2 separate regions of the Homo sapiens genome follow, and region 1 is linked to region 2. A link is a loop called in an ENCODE intact Hi-C map of the cell type or tissue named here. Cell type or tissue: PC-9. All regions are shown on one strand. Links, peaks and the distances in the headings refer to the core of each region. The heading gives the core; the rest is flanking DNA.

Region 1 (8,339 bases), core at 325-8,324, 580 kb before region 2:
CTCCTTGTATATGGGCATCTGTGTTTATGACCCATGGAAATCTCTCTCATAAAAATCGACGAACCACCTCTTACTCACCGACGTCAATCGCTTTTATTCAAGCCCATCATTATTATCCTCGAAGTTACTGCACTGTCCCTTCTGATTTCCCTACAACTTGCCCACATCTTTGTGAACAATCCCTTTGTTAAATTCTCCTAGGCTACCCAATTTTTTTTTTTGGACGGAGTCTCACTCTGCCACCCAGGCTGGAGTGCAATGGCATGATCTCTGCTCACTGCAACCTCCGCCTCCCGGGTTCAAGCAATTCTTCTACCTCAGCCTCCCAAATAGCTGGGACTACAGGCGTGTGCCACCATGCCCAGCTAATTTTTGTATTTTTAGTAGAGACAGGGTTTCACCATATTGGCCAGGCTGGTCTCAAACTCTTGACCTTGTGATCTGCCCGCCTCGGCCTCCCAAAGTGCTGGGATTACAGGTGTGAGCCACCACGCCTGGCTTAGGCTATCCAGTTTGAGTGTGCTGTGTGTTTCCTCCCTGACTCATGCAATAGGCTTTGGGCACTGGTCCAAGAAACACACTGTCCCATGGGAAAACTCATTCTTCTTACACTTTCTTTCCTCCCTTCACTTCCATGTCATCATTCTCATTTGGGTGTTTTCCTCTGGCTCCTCCCTCCAGTCACTCACTGGCTCAGGTTCTTCCACGTACACCTCAACCTTGGCATTTCCCAGGTCTCTGCCCTCTGCCATTTCTCTCCAGCCTGTCTTTGGGGTTCTCATCTACCTGTGGTTTCCACCTTAGGTTCCACAGTCAGATCTGTCAGATGCTCTCTTCTTCACTTCTGCCAGGGGGTGCAGAGAAACCTCAAACATAAGAGGTCCTCGGTTAGACGTGATCTCTGTGTTCTGTCCTGTTCTCCATCTCAGACAGTGACTCTGCCATTCATCCAGTCATCCATGCTGAAGCCATCGGAGTCACCCAAGAGCCTCTTTCCATAGCTCCCCTGTGGTATCCTCCTAGTTCCTGTCCCTTCCGCTCCTAGAGTCTCTGCTCCTATCCATCCCTCTCAGTGTCTCCCCTCTCACTCCCTCAGTGGGAGCCCTTCTCTTTCATACAGCCTGCTTTTCAGACTCCTAAGTGGCTCCTGCTCTTGTCCATTCTCCAAATGGCCACCACTATGTCTTTCAAAAATAAATTGGATGGTGTTTCCTACTTTAAAATCTCAGATGCCTTCTTATTGCTGATGGAAGTCTCACCACCTCAGCATGGCACACACAGTTGACTTGGGCTACTTTTTCAGATTTGTTACCACCACCCTCTTTTATTCATCAAAAATGCTAGCCATAAAGAAGTCCTAGTTGTCCCTTGAACATATGGTGCATTACTTCATGGGGGAACCTTTAAATGGGTAAATCATTTCAGGAATGTTCTTCCCAAGCGTCTCATCCTGCTTAATTTTCAAGGTCAGATTTAAAGTGCTCTGGACTCCACAGGTGATGGGATAAAATATAGATGTTAAGAACTAGGGATTCTTAGTTAAAATTCTGCCAAACTTGATTCCCATTTGGGTAATGGCTTTGCCGCCATGTCCTCGATGGCTGGTCCAGTCCTGGTCTGGAGGAAGGGCTCAGCAACTTCTAGCTAAGTAAATGCAGTGTTATTTCCCTAGGCATCACTGATCTCCCTAGCTGCCTGCATCTGAGCCTCCTGCACCATCACACATCCCCTCAGTGGGCACTACTCTTATTTGTGATGTTTCCCCTACTGAGCTATGACCTCTGAAGATCAGGGACCACAGTCATTCATCCTACAAACTGGTATTAGCTCTACTCAGTGCTAGGCGCTGTCCTAGGGGATTAGGTTTTAGCAAGGCACAAAACTGACCAAGGTCTCTGCCCTTAGATAGCTTACATTTTAGCACTGGCAGACTCAGGAGCATATTCAGTGAATAAATTGTGTGATATTAGAAAACAGTGCTAGTAAAAACATAGTACAGCAGAGCTAGGAGTCATGGCTCATGCCCAAATTCCCAGCTACTCCGGAGGCAGAGGCAGGAGGATACCTTGGACCCAGGAGTTGGAGGCTGCGGTAAGCTGTGATCACACCACTGCACTCCAACCTGGGGGACAGAATGAGACTCTGTCTTCTTAAAAAAACAAAAAACAAAGTAGAGCAGGAGAGGAAATTGGGGGTTGCAAAGGTTGGACTGTCAGGATACATTTCAGAGGGAAGACACAGAGTAAAATTTGAAGGCAGCTGGGCATCATTCATTAAAATTCTGCTGAAATGTAGTCTCTATTTGGATAATATCAACCAAGGATTTGCCAAGGAGCTCTCTGAACAGAGAACATTCCAGATAGAGGGGACAGTTGAAGAAAGGCCCCATAAGGGACACGGATGAAGCTGGAAACCATCATTCTCAGCAAACTATCGCAAGGACAAAAAACCAGACACCTCATTTTCTCACTCATAGGTGGGAATTGAAACGTGAGAACACATGGACACAGGAAGGGGAACATCACACTGGGGCCTGTTGTGGGGTGGGGGGATGGGGGAGGGATAGCATTTGGAGATATACCTAATGTTAAATGACGAGTTACTGGGTGCAGCACACCAACATGGCGCATGTATACATATGTAATTATCCTGCACGTTGTGCACATGTACCCTAAAACCTAAAGTATAATAAAAAAAAGAAAAGAATAAAAGGCCCCAAGGCCGACCTGTGCCTGGAACTTCTGGGAACACAGAGGAAGCTGAGCCTCTGGTGTAGAGCAAGTGAGTAAGGGGCGGGAGGTAAAGAGGGGAGTCAGGGAGGTGAGGAGCATGGGGCCTTGGGCAGGGTCCCATCTGTAAAACGCAGATGACCTCAAGGATGCTGTTTGAAGGTTAGATGAGGTGATATATGAAAAGTACTCGGCACAGTCTAACACCACAGGGCTGTCCAATGGAAACATCATGTGAGCCACACGCGCAATCCTAAATTCCTAATAGCCACAATTTTAAAATGCCAAGAAATGGTGAAATTAAATTAAATAATATTTTCCTTAACTTTCTGTATATTGTCTTGCTATATATAAACATAATAGTATATATATATTTAACAACAAAATATTATCATTCTAATGTGTCATCAATGTAAAAAATTATTAATAAGATATTTTACATTTTTTTAAATAAAATCTTCAGAATCTGGTGTGTGTTTTATTCTTACATCTCAATTCAGCCAGTCACATTTTAAGGACTGCACAGCCAAGTGTGGCTAACAACTGCCGTATTAGACAGTGCAGGTCTGGCACATTGTAAATGCTTAAAAAACATTAAATATCATGAAACACGACAGGAATTGGGAAATATGCTTGGTCCTGGTATTGAAGGAGGAAGAAATGGAAACTTTGGAGGCTTGTATCAAATAAAGGTCTGATGGCCTCTCCTGCTGGTTTTCCTCCCTGTCCCTTGGTATGGGATCCCAGAATTTCTCAACTTGAAGTGACCTAGAAATGCAGTCTAACAGGAAAGATCAGGTGCCAGCCTGTAGGTGACTTGGAGAGGCAAGAATGTGAGTCCTCTGTCTCCCGGGGTTCCTCTGCCACCTCTGTTCCAGCTCCTATTGCGACTCATATCTCACTACACCATGAGTCACTTCATCCAAGTCTCTGCTTGGCCTAAGGTCACACCCAGAATTTCTACCCTGGGAGTTTCTCCACTGAAGGTGTCTGATTTCAAGATCTGGGTTGTGTTTTCAAACAACACTTCAGCACCTTTCAAAGTGACGTCATGGTAAGAGTGATGGTATTAACTCCAGCCCTGGTACTAGGGGATGGATGGCAAGAGCTCAGACTCCCGGCAAGCTGGCTGCTCAGAGAGGGACACAAGGGAAAGCTCCACCTATTAGCTGTGTTTTTCCAACTAAAGATTTAATTAAGCCACTGCTGTGTCAATATTCTTAGCATGCCACCCACCTCTTCCCTTGGATGAAAACATTGTTTGGTTGCCAAGCACGGATTCAGAGGGGAATTGAAGCTCGCTAGAGGGAAAACAGTATCGAGATGCAACCTATAGTCCCTCCATGGAAGGGCCATTTGGTGTGGGCTTCTGGTTGCTTTGTGGTTTCTGCAGGCTGTGCACACAGCTGCACTCCAGACCTGGAACAGGGCCTCAAACCTTTCAAAGGGCTCCTATGGAATTACTTGACTTCCTTTTTCTCTTCTGTCAGCTTCTGTCTTTCTCTCAGGAAAGAGTGTCCAGTGGGCAAACTGGGTTTGCCACCCTGGTTCCTTAAAACCATAATTGTTAGTCTTTCTGTTCGAACAGCTCTTTATTATAACAGTGCTGCTTTTGCCGTTGTGTTTTGAGCACCTGTCTTATGACTTGAACCTTGCATCTGTCATTTCTTATCTTCTACAAGCCTGTGAGGGAGGTGGCATTACTATCTTTATTTTAAATGGTTGAGCAAATAGAAGGATTGAGAGGTTAAGTAACTTGCTCAAGGTCACTAAGTCTCAGACTTGGGATTTGACTTGACTATTGCTACTTTCAAAAAAAAAATAGTAATAACAATAAAATATAGTAAGTGGCAATACACAATGAGCATCCAATGAAAGGAAGCATCATTATAACACAAATTGGATAAATGTATAATTTATGTTGGCACCTCACTCTTCCTGCTACTGGGCCAGAAGTGCTGTCATTACACAGACTTGCTTTGCATTTTAATAGATAATAACGGATTCCCGAGGAAGCAGTGTCTTCTTCTGGTGCTACTGATTCTCAAGTGATGGACAGTCAAGTTCTGAGGGAATGAGGCAGTCTAGGAGCTTGCATTTGCAGAGAAAGGGTGAAAAGAAAGAGTGGCACAGGTTTCCAGATAGAAAGAGGGCAAAGATCGATTTACTCGCTTTAATTTTGTATGTGGCTGATTGTGGCAGAGATGATTCCTGCTTCCTGGATATTCCCTATGCCCCTCTCCATTTTCCAGCCTCCCTTGCAATTAGATCAGGTCATGTGACTTGTCCTAGTGAATTAAAGCGGGGGCACTGTATATATCTTTCTGGCTAAGAGGGCATTTGTTTCCTCCATCCCTTTCTTTTCCTACCTTAGCAATCTCAAAAAGCACATGTTCCAAAAGCCTACAGGATGGAGGACAGCGTCTGAATCCCTTTAGACTTTGAAGCAACCAAGAAATAAGGCTTTATTGTGCTATGCTACTGAAATTCTAGGGCTCATCTGTCCCTGCAGCAGAGCCTGGCCCATTCTGAATGGTGCGCCCATGACCCTTGATTGTCAAGTCCCTTCACCGTCAGCATTTTTTTTTGTATGAGCCAGTTTCTACTTCTCAGAAGGGAGCAAAATGGTGCTTTGGCCAAGGATTGGCTTATTCTTCACCCTGAAATGGCGTGGCCTAGGATTGGCCTATTCTTCACCCTGAAATGTGACCATCCTGAGATTATTTTCCCAGTGGTAATAAGGTGTTGGCACCATTTCCTCTGCCTCTTTTGGCATAGGGCAGAGGCAACCATCCCTCTAGGAGGACAGAGACACTTGCAGATGAGGACTTCTCAGTCAGTTCTCTTGGTTTCTATGTCTTTGTCCTCTCCCGGTTTCTTTTCTACTTCATGGGAGAATCCTTGAGTTCCTGCTGACTTCTCCCTCCCTTCTCCATATCTGAACTTTAGGGCACCCCCAGAGTTATATCCTGGAACTCCTTCTCTTGGCATCCCAGGTGATTCCCCTGGTCCATGACTTTAAACACCATCCCTATGCAGATGATTCCCATCTTCATATCTCTATCCCTGACCTGGAGCCAAGAGGACCCATTTATTCAGTTGCTTCCCTGACATCTCTACTCTCATAGACATTAAAAACTTAGCATGCCCATAAGGAGCCACGGATTTACCCACACCTCCTCCTTCTGTCTTTCTCAGAAGACTCCTCCTGTGCCATGTCTCTGTTAATGACACCACTCACAACTCAGTTAAGCAGATCTGAATCTAGGCTTCATCTCTGATTCCCCTCCTTACCTTACCTTCCACATCTAATCCATCACGAAGTTCTCTCAGCTCTAGCTCCAAAACATATATCCTGAATTTTCCATGTCTTCCCACCTTTGCAGCTACTGACTCATCCAGACATTACTAAATCTCACCTGGACTAGGCCTCTTGTGTTGTGTGCCTGCTTTCATCCACTATTTTCTTTCCTTGTTCTTTACATAGCAGCATGGGGTATTATTCAATAACATAAATCAGGTCACTGGATATCTAGTGGCTTTTCATGACACTTTGAACAATAATCTGCCATAAAATATAGTTATATACCTTGACCTAGTGTCGGTTGCCTCTCTTTCCTCATCTCTTGCCCGTTTCCTTTTGGTCACTGGACTCGAGCCCATTGGCTTTCTTTTGGCTTCTCTAACACTATAAGCTTTGTCCTGCCTCAGGGACTTTGCACCTGCTATTCCCTGTGCCCTCAGGACTTTACATGGCTGGATCCTTCTTGACATTTATGTCTTGAGTCAAAAGTCACCTTCTCAAAGAGATCTCAAAGAGGCCATACTCAAAGTAAATCAGGCTGGGGATCCCCGCTGTCTCTGATTGCCCTGCTTCCATGGCCATGGCCTCACAGTGCTCATCATCTTCTGAAGTAGCAGTATTATTTATCTGTGTAATTATCATTATGTGGAGTAAGAATCTAAGTGTCATGAAAGCAAGAACTTTGTCTTTTCACTGCTGTATCCCTACCTAGCATGTAGTTGATCAATACAATACTTGTTGGAAGATGAATGAATGAAAGGAAGTACCTACTTGAGGTCAATTCCCTGTAGTGGTCTATACGTTTAACAGCTAGAAAAGAGGGCTTCACCTAGGAAGTTCTGCCTCTACTTAGACCTGAACGAAAGCCACCTCTATCCTGGACCTGTTGCTTTATAGGGCCTTACTCTGACCCTTCTCTGGCCTTGCTGCTCCCCATAGGATCAAGGGGCAAAGAGGATGTGCCCTCCCAGAGTGCAGTCTAGCAGGAGGTATGACCCTTCCAGAAATCCTTTCTAGAGTGCCCCCTTTCTAGACTCCAGAATTCCCTGTGCAAGGACCTCAAGCCCGCTTCCACGGCCTGCATAGGATCTTTCCCCATGTCTGTCCTCTAAAGGGCAGTCCAATGTGTGCAACCCTAGGTGCCAGTTTCAACATGGAACTCCAAGAATTCTGCAAATTCCATGTTGGAAGTTGGCCTTCTAGGTCATGATGAAGGCAGGAGGATAGAAGATTACGTATCAGGCAGTTTGTGAGCTTGGTTTCTATATTCTAAGTATTTATGTGTGACCTCCATTGGGACTGTTTTCTAAGCCTGCAAATGCTGCGGGCAGGCCTGCTTCAGCGTGCGGGGTAGATTCCTCTTGCATTTATGTGAGATCGGGTGGAGGTTGGTGAACTCCCTTCAGTCATCAAAGCGGAGGGGCCTCCCTAGGAAAGAGCCCCCAACTTCATAGGATGCAATAAGCCACGTTCCTTTCCTACTTTTGTATTTCCAATATCCCCTGCTTGCTCTCCCTACGATAATTAAGAGAAGTTATGGTAAAGAATTTGTGAACAAGCTACATGTCCCATAACAGGGGATTAAATAAATAAATTAAGTGAATCTGTCCAATGCAATGCTCTGTATATATTACAATGTTTTAGAAAAATAATTGGCAGCACTGGAATAATAACAATGATGGCAGTGCCCACATCTTGGGTGCTTGGCCTTGGCCAGGAAGTGTGCACAACCCTTCACATGTACGATCTCATTTAGGTCTCACAACTAAATGGTGCTTTATTAGTTTGAGTTATCAGTGAGGGAACCAAGCTTTAAAGAATTTAATTATCCAAGGGTGTGGGACTAGAGAGTTGTTCTCTGAGTCTTTGGAACTGGACCATAGCTCCTCCTTGGAAGTGGAGTCTTCTAGAATTGCTGGAGCCCTTCCCCTAGGAGAAGTGAGCCCTGAACCCTTTGACTCTCATCTTGCTTTCCCCTTCCCTTGGCCTCTGAATATTCAACCTCTTTAAGCCTCAGTTTTTTCACCAGTGAAATGGGAATAGCAATTGTAGTGATGCCTGTAATTATGAAGATTATGTGGAATAAGCATGTAAGCTGGGAAGTGCTCATAAACCATACCCAGTAAGGGTTGGTCCTGGCTCTTTCTGTAAGTCCCAATTTTTCTTCTTTGATGCTGGTCATCTGCTATTCATCTCCTCCCAGGCATGCAGGGACCAGGAGGTGGGAGAAGTGGCTGTCCTCATCATTCCATCCCTGTGGGTGGGGGCATGGTTGAAACCATCTGGAGCTTCCACACCACCTGAAT
Region 2 (8,339 bases), core at 25-8,024:
TATATAAAGCAGGATGAAAAACAGTAGTAAGTGTCTGCTATGATAATAAAAACAGTTGTATCCTGTAACTTGGAGGTCCCCAACCTTTTTGGCACCAGGAACTGGTTTTGTGGAAGACAATTTTTCCATGGACAAGGGTGGAGGGATGGTTTGGGGATGATTCAAGCACATTGCATGTATTGTGCACTTTATGTCTATTATTATATATTGTAATATATAATGAAATAATTATACAACTCACCATAATGTAGAACCAGTGGGAGCCCTGAGCTTGTTTTCCTGCAACTAGATGGTCCCATCTGGGGGTGATGGGAGACAGTGACAGATCATCAGGCATTAGATTCTTATAAGGAGCATGCAACCTAGATCCCTCACGTGTGCAGTTCACAATAGGGTTCATGATCCCATAAGAATCTAATGCCACTGCTGATCTGACAGGAGGTAAAGCTCAAGTGGTAATATGAGTGATGGGGAGTGACTGTACATACAGATGAAGCTTCACTTGCTTGCCCACCATGTGCCTCCCACTGCCTGGCCCAGTTCCTAACAGTCCATGGACTGGGGGCTGGGGACCCCTGCTGTAAACACATCACACATCTTCCTCAAGTTCCCAGTGTGATAGGAGGGGAACCCAAGTTGTTATGATTTTAAAGATATCCATGTTAATCACTTTTCTTGGAAAAGGAAGCTCCATTAAGATGTGAAAAATGTGAACTTGTTTCACAGGTGAAGTAAAAAAAGATGCAAAAAAATGCTAGGCTCTTTGTCCTCAGAAAAGAATATGGATCAATATCAGGCTTCCTCCAATATGTCCAAGTAGTGGGTTCCCAAAGGAAATATATTTGGGGACATTTTCTACCAAAAAATGGTATATCAAGTGATATGGTTTGTCTGTGTCCCCACCCAAATCTCATCTTAAATTCACAGGTATTGTGGGAGAGACCTGGTGGGAGGTAATTGAATCATGGGGACACGTCTTTCCTGTGTTGTTCTTCTGATAGTGAATAAGTCTCACGAGATCTGATGGTTTTAAAAACGGGAGTTTCCTTAAACAAGCTCCTTCTCTTTGTCTGCCACCATCCACGTAAGATGTGACTTGCTCCTCCTTGCCTTTCACCTTCCACCATGATCATGAGGCCTCCCCAGCCATGTGAAACAATAAGTCCATTAAACCTCTTTCTTTTGTAAATTGCCTAGTCTCAGGTATGTCTTTATTAGAAGCATGAAAACAAACTAATACTTTGAGCTACAGATATATGATGTATATCTATATAAGTCTAGATATATGATGTATCTATATATGTATCTTATATAGACAAAACATACATGAATTACTTATATATGTATAGATTCCCAGACTTGCCCACCCTAGCCTGTTGAAATCAACATGTACTGAAAGTGTAAGAGTATGAAAGAAGCATAGTCCCTACCACACACATGGGTTCCCCCAACCTTCCCTCCCAGCTACCCTACCCAGGCTTGGGCCTTGGGATACCCTGGTTCTGAGTCACCACCCGCTGCCTCTCAACATAGTAAGGGTGGAGATGGCAGAGAAAGAAAGTGAAGGGAAAATCTCTAGGGACCATGAGAGCTCAGGTGAGCAGGCAAACATGGAGGAAACTTTGCAACCCAAAACCTCTTCTCTGCCCAGCCCCTTCCTCCTACTCCATAGACCAAGGGTTAATCTCTTAAGAGAGTGTCTTCAGTTTTTCTGACAATGCCATTTTCCAGGCAGACTTTCTTTTTAAAGTAGTCAAATGCTTTTTTTTTTAATAACATAGATATGTCCTCTTTTTTTTTCTTGCCTTAGTGGTTTCCAGCCAACCATATACTTAAACCCGCCTGACCTAGTCATAGAACATGTGGCAAGGACACAACCTACAAGCAGTGGCCCGTTTTGTGTCTGTGGCTCCACAGATCACAGAGCCTGCTCTGGATGACTTTTCTCACCCTCCTCAGGCCCACCCAATGCCTTTGGAACTTGCTGACGGATGTGGTTCTCTGGTTACGATTCTTGGCGCTCTGCAACTGATACCTGCCTCCTCTTCTCTGGGATCTTCCTGAGCTCTGGCCCCCACTCTCCTGGGTTCCCATTGGCCACTGGTGCCCCTACCTTGCTAAATCAAAGATAAGTCACAAGACAGGCCACTTTCCTTCCAGCCTTCAGCTCGGTGGCCACGCAGTTCAGGCAGTTGACCACAACCCAATGACTGACAGACTGACTGTCTTTTACTTTTTCTTTTTCTTTTTCTTTTTCTTTTTTTGGATACAGAGTCTTGCTCTGTCACCCAGGCTGGAGTGCAGTGGTGTGACTTCAGCTCACTGCAACCTCCACCTCCTGGGTTCAAGCAATTCTCCTGCCTCAGCCTCCTGAGTACCTGGAACCACAGGTGCGTGCCATCACGCCTGGCTAATTTTAGTATTTTTAGTAAAGACAGGGTTTCACCATGTTGGACAGGCTGGTCTTGAACTCCTGACCTCAAGTGATCTGCCCACCTCAGCCTCCCAAAACACTGGGATTACAGGTATGAGCCACTGTGCCCGGCCTGAGTTTCTTATTCTGAGCTGAAACAAAGCTCAAGAGAGGGTCCAGAAAGGCTTCTGCATAAACAACTGATACCTGAAAACAGGCAGATTTTCAATGACAACGCCTTGTTTTGCAGCACCGTGATGTCAAGATTATACTGAATTGTGTGAATTAATTTGTTTTATAGATGAATCACAAACACTGGTTTTATTCCTAAGTAATATTTGATGAGTTTCATAACAATTTTTTTTGCAGAACCAAGAAAATAGATGACTCACAAGGGTAATAAAATAGGGTTCTCTCATTTCTCTTGGCAAAGCAAGCAGTCTCCATAAGTTAGTTTTTCTAAATACTTTTTTTTAAGCCAATAAAAAAATCTGAATGTGAACATAGCTATGGGTCATAAGATTCTCCAAGGGCCACAAGCACCTCTCACCCCGAATGTTAGATATTCTTTCTCAGAAGAGTCTCTAAAAAGAGAAATTTTCTCTCTCTTTTGAGTTATAAATAATTCACTTTACTTTTTCATCTTTGATATTTTCTGTGTTGAATATAATGTGGCAGAATCATTTTAAGGTGGGAAAAATTGTCCTAGCTTTCTTTTTTTTTAACTTTTTGGATTTCTTTGTGAGACCTTTTTTATCACCAGGCAAATTGGGGTTCACGTGTCACCAAAGCCAAGAAAATATGACAAAGCCAGAGTGCTTGAAAACAGCTGCAAAAAATTTTTTAAAAAAGGAGGGAGGGGAATGCAGAAGGGGAACAAAAAACCTTTTAAAGACAGTCAAGAAAGATGAGGCAAGTTTTGAAATGTTAATAAAATATGGAAAGATAAAACCATAACACAGTTCAGTTTTGTACCACACAGCATATTTTTCACGAAAACTGCATTTCTTTTTTTTTTTTTTTTTTTTTGAGACGAGTCTCACTCGTCGCCAGGCTGGAGTGCAATGGCGCGATCTCGGCTCACCCCAACCTCTGCCTCCCGGGTTCAAGCGATTCTCCTGTCTCAGCCTCCTGAGTAGCTGGGACTACAGGTGTGTGCCACCACACCCAGCTAATTTTTGTATTTTTAGTAGAGATGGGGTTTCGCCATGTTGGCCAGGATGGTCTCAATCCCTTGACCCTGTGATCCGCCCACCTCAGCCTCCCAAAGTACTGGGATTACAGGCGTGAGCCACAGTGCCCAGCTGGAAACTGCATTTCTCATCCCCATATTCACTTCATCTAGGCCAAAACCTTCTCTTACTATCCCCAAGATCATTATCCCCAAGGACTGTTGACATCATTTCCAATATTAAGATATATTCAAAACAAGTTCCTCCTTATCTGTTCTCTTTTGACATTTGTGCTGTGTTCATGCAACTGTTCAGAGGGCCCACTTTTCCACTTTGACTTTTCTCTCTGAGTCTCAAGGGAAAACACTTCTGATTTCATGGCCTGGACGAGCTGTCTGCACTGTCTCATCCTCTCACTTTCTCCATCATTCATTCATTCACTCATTCAGCCAAGGCTTGCAGACTTTACAGTTGAAAGACAGCATAGTGAAGCGTGGGTTTTAGAGCCAGACTGCCTGTTTCTTACCAGCTCCGTGACCTCAGGTGGTTGACTTACCACTCTGTGCCTCCATTTCCAATCTGTGAAATGGGAATGATGGCAACTATTCCCAACATTATAGAATCAGTGTGAGGATTAAATAAGCCAATGTTTACAACACACTTAGTACACAGCAAACCCTCAGCAAACATTTCTATTGCTATTGCTACCTGCAACTAACTTTTATTTGGTGCTGGGTATTTCTGAAGGAGATACAGAGGAAAAAAAATGATCTTTACCCTTTACCTCTCCCTGGGAAGATGTACTGCCACCCAAACTCAACAGATTTTTGTTTTAAATCACTGCAGCTAATTGTATTGACTTTTAAAACATGGTTTATTTGAGTATTGTAGGACCGTAGTGATTTCAGGCATCTGCACAAGTAACTTTATACACTAAGGTTAATATTGGGTCGTGAGCACAATCTCCCTTTCACCTTTGTTCCATCTTTGCTATGGAAATGGCTCCTCTCAGTGGACAAAATGAGTAATTACATATCCACATCCTCCCATTTAGAGGTCCTGTTCACCATAGTCACCAACATCATTAGTTAATTATTTAATGGAATTAAATTAAATTGTTTGTGTATAAATCTATTTGCGCAAAGATTTAGTCCACAAATTCAAATCCTATTACAATCGTACAACATCATAATTTCCTATCAGAAATTTAATACTGAGCTGTCCCCAACAAAACTCAAAGACATATTTCTACCTAATTAAAATGATGTGTATTCACCTAAAGATGTTTGTGAGGAGCAAGTAGCTTATATGCTTGTTTAATCCAAAGAATGTTTTAAAGGTTCGTCTGGGCCCTTGAAATCAGCAACATGAAATTGGAGGCCCCTATGTTAAGTGACGTCTCTTTACAGTAACTAGATTAAAAGGAGTGAATTGTCTAAATGTATGTTAGTTGAACATATACATTTATATATGTAAAAATATACATATACATTTTGTTGAATTCAATCACGGATGATGATGATGATGATAATGATGATGATGTTGATGAAGATGAAAATAAAGATCACGATGATAGCTAACACTTATGCAACATTTACTACATATGTGTCAGGCACTGTTTACAAACCTCACATGAGGCATTTCACTTTGTCCTCACAAAAACTCTTTCTAGTAGATGCTCTTATCATCCTCACTTTACAGATGAGGAAAGAGTCACAGAGCTTCAAACAACTTGTCTAGAGTACACAGCTAGGAAGTTGCTGAGCTGCAACTTGAACCTTCTTCCTGTGCCTAACAACTACACTATTATTCATCTTCAATAATGATTGGAAATAAAAAACTTGAATGGTATATGAACATTCACTTGTAGAGTTGGAATAAGTTATATGTATTCATAAGCATATGGTTAGTGAAAATGAAATATTATTTACAAGAAAACATTCCAAAGAAGATAAAGAGATAGCAAATAAACCCATGAAAGCATGCTCTACCTCATTAGTCATTAGCGAAATGCATAAAAAGACCACCACACCTCTATTAGAATGGGTAACTTAAGGCCGGGCATGGTAGCTCACGCCTGTCATCCCAGCACTTTGGGAGGCTAAGACGGGTGGATCACTTGAGGTCAGGAGTTCGAGATCAGCCTGGCCAACATGGTGAAACCCCATCACTACTAAAAATACAAAACTTAGCCAGTCGTGGTGTGGGTGCCCATAATCCTAGCTACTTAGAAGGCTGAGGCAGGAGAATCACTTGAACCCAGGAGGCAGAGGTTGCAGTGAGCCGAGATTGTGCTACTGCACTCCAGCCTGGGTGACAGAGCAAAATTCTGTCTCAAAAAAAAAAAATAATAATAGCAACTGGAAAACCTGTGCATTGCTGATGGAAATGCAAAATGGCACAGGGTTTTTGGGAAAGCTTTCTCTTATAAAGTTAAACATTCACTTATGACCCAGCAATCTCACTCCTAGGTATTCACCCAAGATCATGAAAACACATATGTCCACACAGATACCTGCAGATAAATATTTACAGTGGCTTTATTAATAATCATCAAAAACTTGAAATAATACAACTATCCATCCACTGGTAAATGCAGAAACAAACTATTATACATTCATGCAATGGAATGCTCCTCGGCCATAAACAAACACATTGCTAACATGTGCAACAACATGAATGAATCTCATGCTAAGTGAAAGAAGGCCACTCAAAACGCTACGTCCTATAGGATTCCATTCATGTGACAGTCTCCAAAAAGCAAACCTCCAGGGAAGGAGAATGGATCATTGGTTGCCAGATACTAGGTAGAGGAAAAGGCACAATGACCCCTTGGGATGATGAGAATGTCTATGACTTGATTTTGGGGGTGGTTACATGAGCATATGTGTTTTCCAAAATTCACAGAACGATGTGCCTAAAAAGGGTATTTTTTTTTTACCATGTTAGTTATACCTCAATTTGGACATTAAAATATAAAAGAAGGGAGGAAGGAAGAAAGGACTGGCTGGGTATGGTAGCTGGCACCTGTAATCCCAGCACTTTGGGAAGTCGAGGTAGGAGGATCATTTGAGCCCAGGAGACAGAGACCAGCCTGGACAACATAGTGACAACCTGCCTCTACAAAGAATAGAAAAAATTAACCAGGTATGGTAGTGCATGCCTATAGTCCCAGCTACCTGGGAGGCTGGAAAGGAGAATCGCTTGAGCCTGGGAGACATAGGCTGCAGTGAGCCATGACTGCACCACTGCACTCCAGTCTGGGTGATGGAGCAAGATCCTGTCTCAACAAGAGGAAGAAGAAGGATGAGGAGGGGAAGAAGGAGGGGGAGGAGGAGGAAGAAGGACTAACAAAAGACTCAAAGAAGAAGGAAGAAGAAGGGGAGGAGGAGGAGGAGGAGAAAGAAGAAGAAAGAAGGAGGAGAAGGAGAAGAAAAGAAGAAGAAGAAGAAGAAGAGAAGAAGAAAAGAAGAAGAAAGAAGAAGAAAGAAAAGAAGAAAGAAGAAGAAGGAAGAAGAAGAAAGAAGAAGAAAGAAGAAGAAGAACAAGAACAAGAAGAACAAGAAGAAGAAGAAGGAGGAGGAGGAGGAGGAGAAGAGGAAGAAGGAGAAGAAGAAGAAGAAGAAGAAGACCTAATAAAAGACTCAGTGTAGTCCAATGGTTAATAGTGTGGGGCTAGGGGTAGGCTTTCTGGGTTCAAATAGAGTTTGACCACTGTGGGACCTGAGGTAAGTTATTAAACCTCTGTGCCTCAATTTCCTCATATGAGATAACACTTATTACTTCAGAGCCGTCATGAGGATTAAATTAATGTTTTTAAAGCACTTAGAATAGTATCTGGCATACAGTAGGTTCTCAATAAGTATTCGTAGCATGAATAATATTATAGACCATAATGCAACACACTCTATCAGAAAATTATGTTAGCTTTAGAGGAGGCAGAATCAGGGCTGGCTGAGTCATGTGCCCTGAGGCTGGTGCCTACTAATCCAAGCCAGCAATAGGCATCAGATTCACATCTGTTTTAACCTCCTGATTCTGAATATTCAGCTAAATCCCTAGTAGATTCACACTGCTCCAAACCAACCCCTAAACTAGGATCTCCACTAGCACCAAACTTGTCTGTCCAAACTCAAAGTTAAAGACCAGATTTCCATAAATTCCTGGGTGTAGAATTTACAGTGTGAGTAACTTCCGCCACAAAAGCTCAACTGATCATAAGCAGTTTCCCCACAAGTCCACCACATTCCTTCTACTCCACTTGGATGTGGGGACATTCACAATGGCAGGAAGAGAACCCTGGCAGACTCTGCTGGACTCACCCCAGAGATAGGTGGTCTCTCAGTAGTGATGAGAGTGAGACTCAGGAATACAGAGGGAAGGGAAATGAGGCAGGGGCCACCTGCAGAGAGTGCTCCCGTGGCTGGATCTAGTGAGATCACCCTTCAAGAAGCCATGCAAATGGCACTACAGGACAGTTAGTCCAGGGGTGCAAAGCGGAAGAATTTATCCACTGGCTCCTATGTCCCAGGGTCAAATGTTTGCCCCGTGTGGCGTTGCCTCCGCCATGCTTCATGGCTGTGCATGCATGAACACTGAGCATGGTCTGTAGTGTTTCATGCCTCATCCCAGGCCAAAGCAAGAGACAGGCATCACAGAAGGGGGTGGGGCAGATCAGGGAACACCAAGGGAAAGTCACTTGGAGCTCTCACAGAGCCGGTTGCCACTATAATAACTGGAAAAGTAGGTCAGGC

The links. Hi-C counts contacts between places; a loop is a spot of excess contacts. Peaks named below come from ENCODE experiments on the same cell type or tissue, not always from the same donor. Only the 100,000 strongest peaks of a DNase experiment are listed, where the experiment ranks them.
Region 1: a loop joins it to region 2, with 4 times the contacts of the local background. A loop is called at or near these places in 2 of 110 quality-filtered maps.

Annotation. Positions count from the first base shown.
Region 1 is chr9:86,737,886-86,746,224 of GRCh38, forward strand. No RefSeq gene overlaps it. Among named protein-coding and RNA genes, the nearest start is that of LINC02834, 34 kb to the left of the region's middle. In PC-9, for the core only: CTCF peaks have their summits at 3,430 and 3,631; DNase peaks (open chromatin) are centred at 626 and 3,616; H3K27ac peaks cover 3,252 bases.
Region 2 is chr9:87,320,222-87,328,560 of GRCh38, forward strand. No RefSeq gene overlaps it. Among named protein-coding and RNA genes, the nearest start is that of DAPK1, 170 kb to the right of the region's middle. In PC-9, for the core only: CTCF peaks have their summits at 4,592 and 4,796; no DNase peak of the experiment used is centred there.